2 separate regions of the Homo sapiens genome follow, and region 1 is linked to region 2. Evidence: chromatin contacts called from ENCODE Hi-C data. All regions are on one chromosome and are shown on one strand. The core of a region is the stretch at or near the end of the contact, and the rest is flanking DNA. Distances in the headings are between cores, read along the strand shown.

The links. A loop is a pair of places that touch in the nucleus more often than their neighbours do. Pooled maps may share reads with other maps.
Region 1: a map of endothelial cell of umbilical vein shows a loop between it and region 2 (16-fold over the local background). The contact joins two enhancer-like sites. A Hi-C loop is called at or near these places in 3 of 168 maps with a recorded cell type or tissue (IMR-90, endothelial cell of umbilical vein and heart left ventricle) and 6 of 50 pooled maps.

What each region holds. Positions count from the first base shown.
Region 1 is chr18:25,517,139-25,522,643 of GRCh38, reverse strand. No RefSeq gene overlaps it. Among named protein-coding and RNA genes, the nearest start is that of ZNF521, 170 kb to the right of the region's middle. RefSeq lists an enhancer at 3,662-3,831. Within about 2 kb of position 3,768, at least 3 of the 41 ENCODE cell types and tissues checked have a DNase peak (open chromatin) inside an H3K27ac peak, as active enhancers do; they include endothelial cell of umbilical vein, where a contact is called at or near this core.
Region 2 is chr18:24,860,935-24,866,209 of GRCh38, reverse strand. No RefSeq gene overlaps it. Among named protein-coding and RNA genes, the nearest start is that of LINC01894, 120 kb to the left of the region's middle. RefSeq lists an enhancer at 3,174-3,675. Within about 2 kb of position 3,814, at least 2 of the 41 ENCODE cell types and tissues checked have a DNase peak (open chromatin) inside an H3K27ac peak, as active enhancers do; they include endothelial cell of umbilical vein, where a contact is called at or near this core.

The DNA of each region.
Region 1 (5,505 bases), core at 2,519-5,018, 660 kb before region 2:
GAATGAAGAGGGAAGGTCTAGGCACAAACAATACAAACGTTTGCTGCTGACCTCTAGGTAGTTGTATTGGTCTAGCCTTTAAGCTAGAGGCAGGACAGACAGCAGCAAGCTGTGGCAACCCAACTGGTTGTGAGGCTTTAAGTATGGGCCTAAAGGTAAAAAAGATCACCCCCTAACACCTCTTCTCACCTCATATTTTCATAACTCTTACCTCAGTCCTATGCAAAAATAATTCACAACTCAGCACAGTCTTTTTAAAGGTTACAAATGACTGTGTATGTCTAGAGTTTAATTTTGCACCAGTTTTTATTCATGAATCACATTTCTGCAAAGACATTAATCCTTACTCATTACTAAGTGCATTGTCAGCTTGATAATTCACCAATGTGTTTTTGTGTGTTATGTTAGAACAAATAAGCGTCTTAATAAGCTTAAATGGCATTCATCCTTTAAAAAGTTCTTATCTAAATAAAATGAAAAGATTAGGGGATTTTTAAAGGCATATTGGACCATCTCTTCATTCTGTCTCAATCTCTTGAAGCCTGATTCTGCAAGTGAGTTGGAGCTGAGCATATTAGTTACATGAGGAAAGATCAGAAAGCCAAGGAGACCTCTGAGAATAAGGCCTCATGGATCTTCTAGTTTCAGATGGACACATTTATATACTTGCCTTCCATATCTGATGGTACCTTTAGACTGTGAAGACTAACATAAATTCCCCAACTCCTTGCTTCTGCACAACAAATATAATAGTGGCCAATTAGTCTACCCACTTATCAGATTTGTAGCTAGATAGCAGGGCATGTCCTCAAGTACACACAAAAATGGAAACAAAGAGTCTCATTTTTATAAGCCCAAACTTATTGATAAATTTTATTATATTTTCTTCCTTTGCTTAATATTTAGAACTGCCTTAAAGCTTACCTTTGGTCTGATGAGAAATGTATTTTCTTCTAGTAGGTTATTTTATGGAAAAAATAATCAGAGGTATACACAAATACTTCTGTAGTGTTACAAGGATGGTTATTGTAGGTTTCCTCTATTGGTAAAACTGGAAATAGCCTAAGTGTCCAACAGGAGGGAAACTAAGAAATATGAAATACTATATAACAATTCAGTATATGTTTAAGTAAAATTAAGTGAAAAAAGGTTAAAATCATATATACATCACAATCCCACTTTTATAAAATGTGATATATTTGACTAGATGTATTATAGCAAAATATAGTGGTCTTTAGTACTTGGAGTACCCTTTCTGGACTAGGAGATGAATGGAGCAGGTGAAAGTAGGACAGGTTTCCTGTCTCCCTCCCTGGCTGCTGCAGTCCACTGTTGGCTTCTCTAACTCCCGTAATGTTTGCCATTTATAAAACACAGTATCACATTTAATTATATTTTGTGTTGTATTGTTCTTGAAAGTGTCTGGAAGACTTCAAGAAGAATTTTATGTCTGCTAGATTTTCAGCACCTTGTGGCAGAAACCATGTTGTGTCATTTAAAGAAAAAATATGCTTCATGGTTTCTTGCAGAGTTCTGGACACATAGCTAGTCTTCAATTAAATAGGAGATTAGGATAATTCAGTTCTGTATCAACAGGTTAAAGCAGTTATTAAGCAGCATGAAATACAGGTAAAAACAACTCTTTCAACCTTTTGAAAACTTTAATGTCTATCACTTTGTATGCAAAAAACAATTTTTTTTTTCATAACTTAGATAACCCAAGACAACCTGGCCTTTTGCTATGCAGGCCTATGTCATCTAGTGAAGAGTTGAGTCCACCAGCAGTTCTTCATTGAGGCAAAAGAAGAAAACAAACAAAAACAACAACAAATAAATCCGACTTTTAGCAAACCATCTCAAAATATTGCAACATACAAGAACATCAAAGAAACAAACAAAAATAATAATAATAATAATGCTTCCTTGGCTGACATGGAAATGTTTACTAGTCACTAGCATGATAGACCGTGCATGACCCAGGTCTTCGATTTGATTGTCAGTGGTAGATAATTAGCTTAGAATTCCCAGCAAAGGCAGGGTGCAGTGGGTTACTCCTGTAACCCACACTGGCTTTGCCTCCCTCTTTAATGAACCCTCAACTGATTCCTCAAGCCCACAATATTCCCTCCCAGCTGATTCCTTCAGCAGATGAGTTCTGATTCAAAGATGGTTTTGTTGCAAATCAGCTAGTTTAAGTAAAAGAGGTTTATCATAAGGACAGATAAGAAGCAGGACATATTTTTGGATCTCATCAACGGAGTCCTTGCATTTTATTTATTATTCTTATGGTAGCCTGACTCAGCATCCAACTTCCTTAATGCCTGTGTTACTAGTTTAAGTTCTTGAAAAAGTCACTGTGATTGGCCATGCAATGGATTGGCTGCACCTGTGTTGGTAACGAACCTCGCCCATCAGCTGTGGCTGGCTGTCTAGCTGGGATTAAAGAAACTGTTGTTTTGGAGTCTGGAAAATTAGGAAAATCTACTCTCTTCGGGCTAGACTGTATTAATATTTCTTTACTTTCAACAAGATGGAAATTTCAGTAGAGCAAGAAACAAGTCAAGCAATCACATACCCCTATGTTCCCTATCAATTGCAGCATCCTGGAGGCAAATCCAGGACAAGGCGGGCAAATCAGTTGATGCCAGGAGTTCTAGACCAGCCTGGCCAACATGATGAAACCCTGTCTCTACTAAAAATACAAAATAAAAATTAGCCAGATGTGGCCGGGCACGGTGGCTCACACCTGTAATCCCACCAGCACTTTAGGAGGCCGAGGTGGGTGGATTACGAGGTCAGGAGATCGAGACCATCCTGGCTAACACGGTGAAACCCCGTCTCTATTAAAAATACAAAAAAATTAGCTGGGCGTGGTGGCGGGTGCCTGTAGTCCCAGCTGCTCAGGAGGCTGAGGCAGGAGAATGGCATGAACCCGGGAGGCGGAGCTTGCAGTGAGCCGAGATTGCGCCACTGCACTCCAGCCTGGGCAACAGAGCGAGACTCTGTCTCAAAAAACAAACAAACAAACAAAAAATTAGCCAGACATGGTGATGTGTGTCTGTAGTCCCATCTCCTCAAGAGGCTGAGGTAGGAGAATTGCTTGAACCCAGGAGGTGGAGGTTGCAGTGAGCCAAGGTCCCACCACTGCACCCCAGCTTGTGCAACAAAGTGAGACTCCATCTCAAAATAATAGTCATAATAAATAAAGAATAAAAATAAAAAATAGAATTCACAGCAAATACTTTTATTTTGTCCACCTGCTGTAACTGAAATGGCAAAGGACTTCCTAAGGCAGGGCTGTTCTCAAATCCATAGTCTAGTTGTACAGACAATATCTGAACTTGAATAAGTCCCTTACAATGTTTGGACTTTACCTCTCAATACATAAATAGAGGTAGTAATATGTCATCTGGACAATACAGGCAATAATAGCCATCCAAAGATTAATAACAGGATTATTGCAAGGATTAAATAATGTGATGTGAATACATCCATAAACTGTGAAATGTGATATATTGTTGACGACATTAGTAACATACCTTTTTGTTCATCATTTTCTCATAGGGCAGAAATGGATACAGCATCTAAAACTCTCTTGATCATAAGGAATAATAGTCATTCGGCAATTTCCATAAGAAGAAAAATTCATGACATAGACTATTAGTGAAATGAGGTACCAGTATATAAACTTTTCTTCTCAAAACAACCGTCTTAGGTACATACAGTAGTTCCCCTTTTTCTGCAGTTTCACTTTCCATGGTTTCAGTTACCTAACGTCAACCATGGTCTGAAAATATTACAGTATTTAGAGAGAGACAGAGACCACATTCATGTAACTTTTATTACAGTATATTGTTATAATTGTTCTACTTTATTATTAGTGAGTGTTGTCAACCTTTTACTTTGCCTAATTTATAAATTAAACTTTATCTTAGGTATGTATGCATAGTATAGGGCTTGGTACTATCTGTGGTTTCAGGTATCCACTGGGGATCTTGGGACATATACCCTACTGATAAGGGGGACTACTGTATCACTGTTTATCACCATTTTACAGATCAGGAAACTGAGGTCACACAGCTGGCAAGTGGTAGAGTTGAGACTCAAGCCTTTTCTGGTGCCAAAGCTCCAATCTGTGCTCTTAAGCACAAATGAGCCTGATGACAAATTCTCAGACTGTGACTGAATGAGTGAGAGATGCCAGTTCTTAAACAAACACTGGGGAAAAGTTACCAGTGCAAATGGGGATTAGAAAGGAATCGTTCTTTTCCCTCCTGGATGTTTACACGGGTGGTTCACCCCATTCATGGGCAGGAAAACACAGGAAATCTGGGCTGTGAGTTGTTGGGATCTAAGGGAGCCCATGATTGACTCATGTGTTGTTTCTATACTATGCTTGCCAATTATATTTTTAAACAGCAGCTACTGTTATATACTTCTTTTTCCCTCTCAGGAGTTCACAAACAAGTTTTTAATTTTAAGGTCAAATTGGAGGTCACTCTCAAGGTATGGGAAATTCCATTCCCATGGCTGCGTCTGGACACAATTTCTTTCTCCCGCAGGGCATTGTGGAATGTAGTATCACAGACTGACAGGCAACGTGAGACACAGAACAAGGCTGCAGAAATGCACTTGGTGGGGAACATTTTTCTTCTATTTCAATATTAAAATGGGAAAGTAGAAAATCTGGAAAATAAAAAGTGCTGTCTCTACAAACGTTTGGGGTAGAAAGAAGCATCTCACTTTCACTTACAAAATTAGCTCTTTACTTTCTCAGACGTTATTAAATCTATTATAACCTTTCATCAGCAAATAGTCATGGGAGACTCTGAGTAACACTTGTCCTAGAAAAAGGCATGAAGACACCTGGCTTCTCCAGCTTTATTAGCTCAGCTAGTATTGATGATGATGAAATTAATTCAGATTATTGATATCTTGGCAACAGGAATGTCACCTGAGTATTTTATAAAAAGATGTAGAGGTATACAAATTCTTTCTAACTTCCTGGGAAAAGCAGGGACTAATCAATGCCACCCGATGTTCATCATAACTCTTATAAAGTAACACTCCTGACTTCTGCATAAAGAATTGTCCATTAGCTCAGCGGCCAGGTATCTAGGCAGGGCCAGTGCTCTAATCAGCAGCTTGTACTCTAATTATGGGCTTCTTTGAATACCCGTGATACCTTGTTTAAACTGCTGTCCCCTCTTCGCTTCCATACTGAACGAAAGTTAACGATATAAGCATGCTTGTTGTTGGTTGAGGCATTCAGCCCTGGTAAATAACTCTCTTGATTTTTGCTTTGGGTTCACAGATCTGTGGTGTCATGCCTCGTATAGACATGACTAAGTGACTTTAAAAACCATGGTTGTTGAAATCTGACCCAGGCTAAAAAAAAAATACTTACCAAAAAAAAAAAAATAGCTCAGTGTTCTCTTTGTGAAATGCCAGCTCCAATCTGCATGGAGCCCATGGTAAATTACCCACCTGTTTTCACTTACACAA
Region 2 (5,275 bases), core at 2,565-5,064:
AAAATTATTCCAGGAACATTTTTTTTTTTTTTTTTGAGACAGGGTCTCCCTTTGTCACCCAGGCTGGAGTGCAGTGGTGCAATCTCGGCTCACTGCAAGCTTCGTCTCCCGGGTTCATGCCATTCTCCTGCCTCAGCCTCCCGAATAGCTGAGACTACAGGCGCCTGCCACCACGCCCGGCTAATTGTTTGTATTTTTAGTAGAGACGGGGTTTCACCGTGTTAGCCAAGATGGTCTCCATCTCCTGACCTCGTGATCTGCCCGCCTCGGCCTCCCAAAGTGCTGGGATTACAGGCGTGAGCCACAGCGCCTGGCCAGGAACTCCTTTCTTAATACCGTGGATGGATTTTTAAAAGCTGTGACTTTTGTCTGCAATTGTCTTCCCGTACTGCTGCTCCACCTCTGTAGGCATAACCAAAAGAAACTCCCTAGGATAACTGTAATTCAAACATATTACGGCCAGAGAAATAAATTATGGTGAGACAGAATTTCTAGGTGACAGAATATAGTAAGGTACACAATATAGCAAGGGTAATAATTTCAAATACAAACAGTTACACATATACTAGGCATGATGATAAAATGAAATGAGTGGCTATAAACAAAGATCATGAATGTATTAATTAGAAATTAGTTGAGGGGATGCCTAGCCATGGTGACCCTGGTTGACCTCTTCTATCATTTTTCCCCCATTGAACAATATTTTTTATTATTTTTCATCATAAGTCCATCAGTGATTATCAGCAAGACTGCATTTGTGTGCAGCAGGGGTGGTCTCCTCTTCAATAACTGCCTTGGGTTCTGATGAGAATCTTCCCATCATCTTGAGACTTGGCAGCGTATTAATATGTAACACTCTTTAAACTGTCCCAGGGCCGGTCAAGTAATGCAATTTACCTCATTTGGCTTTTGCATTGCACTTTCCATTGGAAGGGCTTGTGCACTTTGCATGTTTTCAGTTAATGAAGGATTGCAGTGTGCCTGCAAGCTTTGTTTGAAAGTGCCATGAAATGGAGGAAAAAATTAGCACCCAGAAGGAAATAATTGTTGCTCTGGATAAGTTTGATCAATGAGGGAAAGGAATAAAGAGATTGTAAATGACATTTAAAGTCTTTAGTATGAGATGCTCTTGAGTAAGCACAACACTGCAGCTAAGGTTAGCAATGAATTAGTTAACACAACAGAAGAACAGAGTCTGACTCTACAGACTGAACCAGAATTTCAATTTTCAGCTCAGTTGGCAGTAGAAGTGAGGCTGACAAGGGGGCTTGGCATAAATCATAAATTCCAAGATATTGTTCTATTGCCTTCTAGGGGGTTGGGTAGGCCACAGTTGACATATAGATTTGAGGTTCAGAATCTAGTTATGGTGTTTATAGAGAAAAGAAAGACAGACATAAGTTGGAGGGTACAAATTCCACAGGAAATTCAAGATAACTAACCAAATGAAGGATCTTCTGATTGAAGAGAAATGGACAAAATTGGATTCCAGATTTAGTTCTAAAAGTAGGTGATTAGGAAACAATCTGAATGAAGTATTAAATTCAACATGTCATAAATTTTTGGTTGATGATCAGTTTGAGTTTATTAGGTAGATCAGAACAAAAGGACATAAGTGCAAATCGAAGGGGAATGCATGTATGTAAAAGAAATTTAAAGAGATATTTTATGAAGAAAGTGGTGACATTTAGGATGAATCTAATAATGACATGGTTTTTTTTTAAATCAAAAAGAGTATAAGTGGTTACACTTATGAAAGAAACTCCCTGAATCTCAATGGCAGTATATGATGATTAAGGAAAGAAAATAGTGAGTTTATTTTAAACTGCAGAATCCCAAGCTAAATTTGCCACCTCCATGTTCACCAGAGCAAGGATGGGGGAACAGCTTAGAAACACCTTCTGTTTTATGGCTCCTAGCTCTTAAAGCCTTACTTTGCAAAGTGTTGTCCTATGGTACAGCAACATCAATATCAACTGGTAGCTTGTTGGAAATGCAGAATATTAGGCCCCACTCTAGACCTATGGAATCATAACCTGCATTTAACAAGATCCCCAGGCAATCTGTGTGTACGTTAAAGTTTAAAACGCACAGGTCTAAAGCATTTCAGCTACTGCTCTCCCTCCAAGATGGGATTCCAATAGGCTTGGATTTGAATTCTGGCTTTCCCACTTACTAGGCAATCTTGGTTAAATTATTTAATCTCTGAATCTCAATCTCTTTATCTGGGAATGATGATAACACTACCTACTTTGAAAGGCATGAAATTACCATGAAAAGAAATGAGTGTCATGGTTGGCAGCCCAGACTCTGAAACCCAGCAGTCTGACCGAAACACTGGTTCTGTCACTCGCTAGCTACATAATTTTGGGGCAAGTCATTAACTTCACTGAGCCATGGTTTTCTCATCTGTAAAGAGCAGGTAAAAATAGTACCTATATTATAGGGTTGTCATGGGGTTAATATTACATGTAGACCTCATAAAATAAGCCTGGCACCTAGCATAGATATATGATGATAGGTAGATAGATGGATAGATAGATAGATAGATAGATAGATAGATAGATAGATAGATGTGCTATATAGGCACTGGTTAGTATTATTGTTACAAATGCAGTGCTAGGCATACAACTGGTTTTCAACAAATATCTATTCTCAGTAGTATTGCTTGCCCTCAAAATGGCTTCTTATGCTCATGCTTTTAATCCCAGTGTTCTGGGAGGTCGAGGTGGGAGGATCGCTTGAGGCCAGTAATTCAAGACCAGCCTGGGCAACATAGCAAGACCTCCTTCCTACAAAAAGCTAAAAAATTAATTTAAAAAAATTAAAAACTTTTCTCCAGGTGTGGTGGCACATGCCTGTAGTCCCAGCTACGTGGGAGGCTGAGGCCAGAGGATCCCTTGAGCCCCAGAGTTCAAGGTTACAGTGAGGTATGTTAGTGCCACTGCACTCCAGCCTGGGTGACAGAGCGAGACACTATCTCTAAAACAACAACAACAACAATAATGGCTTATTGTTATAGAAGCAGTTAGATTAAGGAAAATAGATGGAGAGCAATAAATTCAAGATTTAAGTAATTACAGGTTTGTAGTAGTGTTTGCCTTTAACTTCTAATAGAATAATAATGTTTTTTGGCAAAACATATAAGAATACAGTTGACTCACTTGGCTTCACAAGCAAGTTGGAAAATAGGGCAAGTTAATATACACTTTATTAAAAAACAAAAACAAAAACAAAAAAACAAACTCTTCTAAACAAAACAAAAGGGCTTTCCCCTCACCAAATCCTAACCCCTTTTCATCTGAATGAACTTCTTTTTGTCTTGGCAAATTGAATTTCCCTAATGCAATCTCCATTTCTTTAAGCCTGCATTTCTCTGTCTGTATAGGCACTGAGAGAACAATCAAAATCTCGGGAAGGGCAGGGTTGATACTAACTTAGTTTTCTCTTTCTTTCCCCCTTAGCCTCCCATGACCTCCTTCCAGGAATCTTAATTCACACCCGCTCCCTCTAGCTAGTTTCTCAAAACCTCTTCTTGGAAGTCTGGCCGCCCCCTCCTTCCTTGTGACCTGGTTTCTGGCTCCAAGTCTCCCCCTGACCCCTGATCAACCCCTTTCACTTTCACAGCATCATTTCTGAGACTTGAGGTCGCCAAGGACGATAGCTTCCAATTCCACTGCCTTTTACCAGCCTGTGCAACCCTGAAATAATTTGCCTCGAAACCAATTCTTGGAGAGAGAAACCTGGTCAGACAAATGAGGGATTGTATTGTATTTCGTTCTTGCAAGCGAGCGCCCGCGGCAACATCTGTTTGTAGCAACAAGATTGGGATGTTGTTTTGTGCTTCTTCGTTGCCCATTCCGGTCCTTTCCCGGGTGTATTGTCTTCCCCGGAGGGGTCACCTCGCAGGGTTCTCTCAGCAGTCTGGACTTCCATACTAAGAAACTCGTAACTAATTACCACGACTTCAATTCTTAACTTGACCAGCTGTGTCTAAGAAAGGAAACCCTGGTCTCTCCCAGTGCTGCAGGATCTATAATTCATCCTCCGTAAAAAAAGTCAATATTGGAGCAAAAATGACATTTAAAAATCATAAAATAAGTAGTCTGGTATTTACCTAAGATGTTCTTTTCTTCCCTTTGCTTTATAGACCATGTACTGTATTGTTTATTTTCTTTGGGGCACTGTGTGTGTTTGTGAGACAGAAACAGGTAGAGAGATGGTTCTCCTGTTTCCAGTGACTTCTGGATAAGGGACAAAACAAGACCACTGAGAAAAGATAATGGAACAGCACAGGAAGAGCCTCTGCGGACACTCTCCTTGCAATTGTGATCTTGTGAAATGGTTAACTTTAAGGACTGAGCTGTGCAATTTAGCTTTTTTCTTGATTCTAAAATTGAGCTGTAAATTTTTATAGCTTTACAGATTAAAGAAAGATTAAAACCACAAAGCACGCATTAATTACAAACAGCTCACCAGGGGCAAATATATTTGTATCCCTCATCAGGGTGGTGCGAACACTCCAGTTTCTCCTCGAATCAGGGAGGCTTCTTCCCCTCCCCACACAACAGTGGCCCCATCAGAAGACGCTCAACAGACTGGGAATAGGAAAGCAAGAGACAGGCTTCCTTACCGCAGGCAAAGTCGGCTTCAAAGACTCCTCTAGGCCTCTGTGCCAAAAGCCTAGATTGATTCCACCCACCATTCAGAGTAGGGAAAATATTTTTAAAGTCATGACCTCCCTGGTAGGCTCAGACAGCAGATAAACAAAGGAGACTAGACCCTTTCCTCGGTCATAATAGTTAGGCATACCCGGGTTGGCCTCCTATGGAAAAATCTTTATCAATGAGCTGAGAGAGGAAGTGGTCAGAACAGGGAAACATAGGTCAGCAATGCTAAACTGGTTAGGAGATCCCTAAAGAAAGAAAGAAAGAAGAGAAACCGGGATAGATTTAACTGTTGGGCAATTGCAAGGATGTTGGAGAATTCAACATAATTTCCTTTTGTTCAACAAGGATTTGCTGAGCCTTGTGCTAAGCAGATAGCAGGCCAAATTTCACTGTGCTAGAAGCAAGATAGGACTGGTAGGAAGAACAGTACACTTATTCATGTACTCTGAAAACTTTCCGGTCATTTAATATTAACTTTAGGAAGTGTATACCTGTGCATGCCTGTGTGCATGCGTACGTGTGTGTGTGTGTGTGTGTAGCCCTTTGCTAAGTAAAAATATATAATAGCAAAACTCCAGGCCCTATTGCCATAATGGGCGATTTAA